Regions from separate parts of the Homo sapiens genome. Here region 2 is linked to region 1. Evidence: chromatin contacts called from ENCODE Hi-C or POLR2A ChIA-PET data. All regions are on one chromosome and are shown on one strand. The core of a region is the stretch at or near the end of the contact, and the rest is flanking DNA. Distances in the headings are between cores, read along the strand shown. Region 1 overlaps PDE8A (phosphodiesterase 8A). Region 2 overlaps PDE8A (phosphodiesterase 8A).

Evidence for each region. A loop is a pair of places that touch in the nucleus more often than their neighbours do. ChIA-PET counts read pairs that join two places held with the same protein, here RNA polymerase II (POLR2A). Pooled maps may share reads with other maps.
Region 2: a pooled map shows a loop between it and region 1 (2.9-fold over the local background). The contact joins two enhancer-like sites. A Hi-C loop is called at or near these places in 2 of 50 pooled maps. POLR2A ChIA-PET finds 5 or more read pairs at or near these places in 4 of 52 experiments (A549, GM10248, activated T-cell and 1 more).

What each region holds. Positions count from the first base shown.
Region 1 is chr15:85,117,030-85,120,424 of GRCh38, reverse strand. It overlaps PDE8A (phosphodiesterase 8A), which reads right to left. Exons shown (of 22, transcript NM_002605.3): 17 at 2,586-2,784. Among named protein-coding and RNA genes, the nearest start is that of PDE8A, 140 kb to the right of the region's middle. RefSeq lists a cis regulatory region at 2,150 and an enhancer at 2,066-2,235. Within about 2 kb of position 1,584, at least 4 of the 41 ENCODE cell types and tissues checked have a DNase peak (open chromatin) inside an H3K27ac peak, as active enhancers do.
Region 2 is chr15:85,022,920-85,026,314 of GRCh38, reverse strand. The region is part of intron 1 of PDE8A (phosphodiesterase 8A); the gene reads right to left. Among named protein-coding and RNA genes, the nearest start is that of PDE8A, 43 kb to the right of the region's middle. Within about 2 kb of position 1,503, at least 5 of the 41 ENCODE cell types and tissues checked have a DNase peak (open chromatin) inside an H3K27ac peak, as active enhancers do.

The DNA of each region.
Region 1 (3,395 bases), core at 335-2,834:
CACCACTTACATTAACTGGGAATTGATTTAGTTTTCTTCCCCCTTTTAGTGCTATCTTTGTCAGGTTGATGTCAGAGTTTTGTGAGTTTGACAAAATGATCTGGAAGTTTTCCATCTTTTTCAAGACTCTGAAAAGTTTTATGTAACATGGAAAAATTCCTTAAAGGGCTAAAGAATTCACCTGTCCATCTGGGTCAGGAGCCAACTTTTGAAGAAATTAAATAATAATTTAAAAATTACTAAAATTACTTCCATGTTATTGGCCTCTTTTGTTTTTTTTTTTTGTTTTTTTACTTCTTACATCAATTTAATTTAAAACATTCCATTAAAACTATTTTAAAGCTTTTGATTTAGTACATATGTGTGCAGTACTTCTATTTTCTGCTGTAAATTTGTATATTTTTGTGTCTTTATATCTTAACTAGTTTGGCTAGAACTTCACCTATTTTCTTGGTTATTTCCAAGAGCCACACTGGATTATCATTTTGCTTTTCCCATGTTTTTTTTCTTCCCTTTTAAAAGTAATTAAGGCATTTAAAACATAAACCTTTAACTATATAATTGGCTTCATTCTATAGGTTTTGACAGATAAGCTTCTCATTTTTGTTATTTTCTAACTAATGTCATTTTTGGTTTTATTTCTTTGTTGATTCCCAAATTATTCAGAATATTTTCTCATTTGTTGTAGCTGATATTTTAAATTTAACCATTAGTTATTCTATTTTGTTGTGTTGTGGTTAGAAAATATAGCCTATGAAGTTTAGAAGTTCAACACATTATGTCCCAGTATAAGATCATTTTTGGAAATACCCTACAGACTCTTGAGATGTATAGCTAATAAATCAGCCTTGCAAATTTATTTAAATTGATTTAAATTAAAATTCAATAATTTAAATTTTAAGTGCGCAAATAGTATGGTATGTGAATTACATTTCAATAAATGTTTTTTTTTTTTTGAGACGAGAGTCTTGCTCTGTCACCCAGGCTGCAATGCAATAGCATGATCTTGGCTCACTGCAACCTCCACCTCCTGGGTTCAAGTGATTCTCCTGCCTCAGCCTCTCAAGTAGCTGGATTATAGGCCTGCACCACCATGCCCAGCTAATTTTTCTATTTTTAGTAGAGATGGTGTTTCACCATGTTGGCTAGGCTGGTCTCGAATTCCTGATCCATCTGCCTTGGTATCCCAAAGTACTGGGATTACAGGTGTGAGCCACCATGACATTTCAATAAATGCTCTAATAAACTGTTTTCAGTTAGCTCTCTAAATATATATTTGTATGTTGTCTATAGAGTAGTTTAAAAGCAATACAGCAAAAATTGGGTTCTTTATATGCTGAGCCATATTGACACAGATGTCCCTCTGTTGTTACTTGTTTTCATAATTTAGAAAACAGTCCCCTTCTCTGGACACCCTATTTTACCTACAGTCTGATTTGATTTTTTCTGGAAAAAAACAAAAAACAAAAACAGAAATAAGAACCAGAGGGAGCACGGAAAGTTCTGAGAAGGTTTACCCTTCAAGGTGAGGAATGAACACTTGTTCACTCCCTGTGTGTGCCAGATGTCATCTTCTGCTTTGCTCTCTGCCAAATGCTAGTCCCGTGATACAGAGGAGGAAATGCAGCCAGGAGCCACTTGCCCTGGCCCTGCATGACTGCAGTCATCTTAGGCCCCAGTCAAGGGAGCAACAGGTCAAGGGCAGAAGCTTCAGAAACTAAAGTGGTTTGGCATGGCCCAAAAGTGGCCTGTGACTGGGACAAAGGAGAAGAAATGATGAGAGGAGCTCATTGTTGAGGTGAGTGTGGAGAGCTGTAGAGTTTAAAGTTTAAATCCTGAGGGAGGTGGGAAGCTGCTCCTGGGAATGACAATATCAGGTATGCTGTTTCAGAAAGATCACATTGGCAGTAGGGTAAGGGCATTCCATGGGAGGCAGGGCAGGCAAGAATTCTAGTTTGGAACTGCCCAGATGCGAAAGGATTGCGGGGGGCCTCACTGGGACAGCAGCAGGAGATGAATCTGAGAACATTTAGGTGTGACAGGAGGCAAGGTCAGATGATCAACCAGATGTGGGGGGTTGAGGAGTGGAAAGAACCAAGGATGACTCTCGGTTTCTAATCTGGGTATCCGGTTGGATAATGGAACCCTGGATTAGGTAGATAACCCTGGGTGGGAGCAGTGCTGGGAACAGAGATGATGAACCTGACCTTAGAGCCCTGCAGACTTTCATGTACAGATGGAGGCCCTAAAGTGGGGATATCCAACAGTTACTTGGCTCTACTAGTGTACAGGCTTGGAGTGAGACCCCCAGAAGAATAGCCCTATCCTGTCCTTGTTAGGTTTCTCCTCCGGGACCAAATTCTGCCTCTTGTACCCTCATGGAATAGCTGGGATTATGTCATGAATTAACACATCAATTTCCCAAAGCTAATGTGGCCTCCTGCCTGATTCCTCGTATGACCTTGCCCTTCCTGTGCCAGGCTGCACACGTGAGCAGTCATGCTATGTATCTTAGTGGAGGCAGAAGCACTAGACTCTCCCCACTGCTCCTGCCCATTAAATGTGGCAGGTAAACAACAGCTCACCTTTATCCTCTCCTTGGAGAGAAAATAGGCAGTGGCATGAAGCACATCAGCAGAATGTGTAGAATTGTGGTAGGGATTGGAGGAATGATAATTGGCTTCGATAATTTGTAACCATGATCTTAGCGTTGACTCGGAGCAGTGTAAGAATTCACAGATTCCAAAGCGAGCAAACATTTTGAGACCAAGATAAATCAAAGGCCTATAGACAGAAAAAACCCCACAATATTAGAACAAAGCAAACAAACAGGCCAAGTGTTTAAGGCCTGAATAGGTTCCAAGCCAAATTTCAGAGAGTGCAGGGCAGCAAAGTGGAGATTGCTTGGGCTGTGCTGGCCTCTCTCTGGTGGGGCCAACCAACTCTGGTTCCACTTCTTGCCCTCAGGGGACCATGATGCACGGGTGAGAGCTGGCTGCCCACAGCAGCTCTGACCTCAGCCTCGTTGGGGCTCCCGATTTGTTGGGGGGAGTTTGCTCATTCTGTCCTTCCAGGTTCAGCTTCCTACTTGCACTAGTGGGTTCCTCAAAATAACCCTTTCTCCAGGCTAAGCTTGTACCACCTTGAACACTATCCTCTCCTTTGGACTTGCTGGACCCATGCCATTGGCCAGACATCCTGCCTATAAGAAAACATTTCCTGAAAATGTCATATAAGCCAGACACTGCCGTATGCAATGGAATTTTCTCAACACCCACCTTTCTGGAGGTGGGCGTTAAAAGTATGAGGGGATTTCCCCTGAGGTTTCCAGCTGGCCACCAAGTTAGGTTCTTACTTGAGAAATCACCTTGACCCAGCATCTGGCCCTTGCCTGT
Region 2 (3,395 bases), core at 254-2,753, 94 kb after region 1:
ATGTGGAGTAAAAGAGCCTCCAAATGATCCCAACCCCCAGCCATCATGGAACAAAGACAAGCCACCTCCCATTGTACCCTGTCCAATTCCTGAGCCACAGAATCCATGAGCATAATAAACGGTTACTGTTTAATGTCACTAAGTTTGGGGTGGTTTGTTTCACAGCAATTTAACTGGAACAATAGTGCTAGGCATAATCTGCTAAACTGATGTCATGACCCATTAGCAGGCAGTTTGACAAACACGGGTTCAGAGGTCACTAATTCCATATTTGAAGCCTGGCACTCAACAGTGCTGAGTTTCCACTATTGAATCTGTGCATATTCATACAAGTTGAAATTTTTGCAACTAGGGATGGATGGGATGGGTGTAGTGGGGTAAAGCAGATTACAGAGTGTTTTGCCCCATATATATGGTCAGCATCAAAAAGGCGTGAGACTCACTGGGACCAAACCTGAAGCTCAAAGGTGGGCCACATTGTTCTGGCCCGAGTCTCAAGGTGTTCCTGGCTTCCTAAGGATAACCTGATGTCCTTGTGCCAAAGCAGACACTTAAAGACTCCAGTGCCTTACAAAGACTTTTTGGTCTAAAGGTGGCCTATGTACCTCTATCCACTTCAACACTGTCAGCCCTCACTACAGTTTCAGGTTTTTCTATTAATGAATAACTTTCATCTAAATATAAACTCAGATTAATCTGTTAAGGATTAGCAGTCTAAAAAAGAGGGGGGATGATAAGAAGCATTTCTGGTAGATGGAGAGCATCCAGCAGGCCTGGGCCCAGAGAATTTAAGTGTAATTGGTTAACTGGGCTTTGGGTTTCTTTCTTTAAATGTCACTAGTTACGATAATAACATAGTACTGCCTGCCCCCACACCCCCTACCCACCCCCCTGGAAAAAACAGGAAATTCATGAATAGGACAGGACTCCCAGGAAAAAACGCCTGGGAATGGGGGCACTGAGGAAGCCTCCCAAATGAAAGGGAAGCTCTTCAAGCACCTCAAGAAAGTAGGTCACTTCAGGGAACTGGCTTCAAGGGAGTGCCCCTTAAAAGCAAAGTGATCCAGTTCAAAGGGGTAGTGGGAGTAAGGGTTGGGGGAGCCTCAAGTCAAAATTCAGGTGACTTCAAAAAAACAGGTCTGATCCAGGACTTATGGTGGCCTTAGGATGTGAAGAGCATAGTTATATTACATTCTTGGTGACCACAAAAGCAAGAACAAACAATTCTCAGTCTGAAACAGTGAAAGAAAAGGTTTATCTGATTTATACACAGCATGTTTGCTCCAACCCATAATGGAAAAACACCAGATAAATCTAATTTGTTTGTTTTTAATCTGGATATGCTGTTGTTCAATGCACTTTTTAATGTGTAATGCACACAGATCATTGAGTTTCTGAAAAACTGTATCTGGAGCATTGGTAAGCTAAAGCCGCTGTTCAAAAGAATGACTAACAACCACAACAGCAGCGGCAGCCCCATTAACACATCTGAGCCAACAAACACCAGCATGAGACACACTAGAAGCAGAGAAACTAGAATGAACAAGTCCGAATTTTTGCCTGGCACATAGGTCACTCAGTAAGAGTCAATAGGGGAATGAAATGCATGGGCAAACTACTGGGAAATTTTGGGCAGCTAAGGAAGACTAAGAACAAAGAAGTTTCTTTTGACCCCCTCTGCTGAGGGTAGAGAAAAGCAAAAGGGAAGTTAATGTAACAAAAAGCCTACGCAGTAGGAGTAATAGAGGGTGAAAAGAAAAAAAAAAAGCCTAAGCAAGATGAAAGACTGACTGGCCCACATAGAAATTAGTTGGTCACTAAAAGAGAAACAACCTGCATGGAACTTGGCTAAGGCCAAACTAAGAAAGGGGCTTGTAACTTCAGAAAAAGATTCAAGATGAGCTGACAAAAGAAAGTCACCTATTAAGGAGAGAAATTACAAACTAGACCAAATTCACTTCTTAAATGGCAATTTCATATAGTTCAACCAAATATATGCCAGGTACTGTGCCAGGGATGCAAAGATACAGTCCCTGCTTTCATCAAGGAAGTTATGGTCTAGGGGAGGGAAGGACAGCAGACGATGATATGGTATGATACCTGCTAAGTTAGAGATAAGCATAAGGAACATAGGGACAGATAGACGGATCAGAGGGTTCAAGAAAGATTTCCCGGAAGAGGTGATCTCAGAGCTCAGTCTTAAAGGGCCAGCAGGAGTTAGCCAGGTAGAGAAGGTAGGCAAGGGAGCTACAGGAAGAAGAAATACAAGCAAAGGCCCAATGACCAACTTTTTTTTGGAAATCTGAGCAAATTCCACTCTTCGTAGCATCAAGACATCTTTGGAGGCTGTGGACAGCCAGTTCCACCAAACCTCCAGGTCCAAACCATCCCTGATCCCTTGGCAACCAAAATGCCATCTTTTAAGTGTGTTCATGCCATCTGGCCTCAATACTTCATTCCTGCTCAACTCTCCCTCCTTCCCTGAACACTTGGAACACTGTCATCCCCCCTCCACCAATGTCCTCCCATCAACCTGGTGGTGTCAATGTCCACATAAATAACCCATCCACCAATTTCAAGTTTTCTCACAACCCAGTGATCTTCACCTTACCCTGCTCCACTCCAGCCCCTCATCAGCCAGAACTGTCCCATGATGAAAATGCTAAACTCCAATATTCTACTCTCTAATATTCCTATGCTGCTAGCAATCTTGAACCTAATTCCTCCTCCAATAATTCTCTGACCTTCTCAAGACATTCACTCTTTTACCCTCTCTCCAATCCCACCTCCCCAGTTCTGTATAGACCACCATGGAGTCATAAACCACGTCTCCAAACAAAGTCCAACCCTCTTGTCCCACTCTCTGTTCTCCTACCTCCCTGGCCTTCCCACCACAATATGTGGCAAAGCCCCATCCCCAACCAACCCAATTATTTCCTATGCTTCTCCACCTGAGCTGATAACCACTGCGGGAGAAAAATAACAGAGCCTTGCAGACTGAGGCCACCAAGAATTCATGGTCTCTACCACCAGAAGCCTAGAAATCCTTTGGTGAACCCCAGACAATGCTCTTATTCCCCACAACACTTTCCCTATTCAGCGACGTCCTCAAGACGTGTACCTGCTAACTCTTAGGACATAATCTCACTCCTATTTCACAAAGCAAAATGAGGCAATTAGGGAACAACTCCTTCAAATGTTTGCCTACTCATAACCTGAAAAACAGTACTGTTCCCTTCCCTTCATTCCTTCCAACTTCCTCCTGAGTGTCCGTTCTCTTGCCAAGAGCTAACCCCATTACCTAGGTCTACCTTTTCAGGGAAACTCCCTTAACAGTCCCCTCTGTCTTGATCGTTAATCTCTCCTACTGACTCTGTCCCTTTAGCATGTAAACA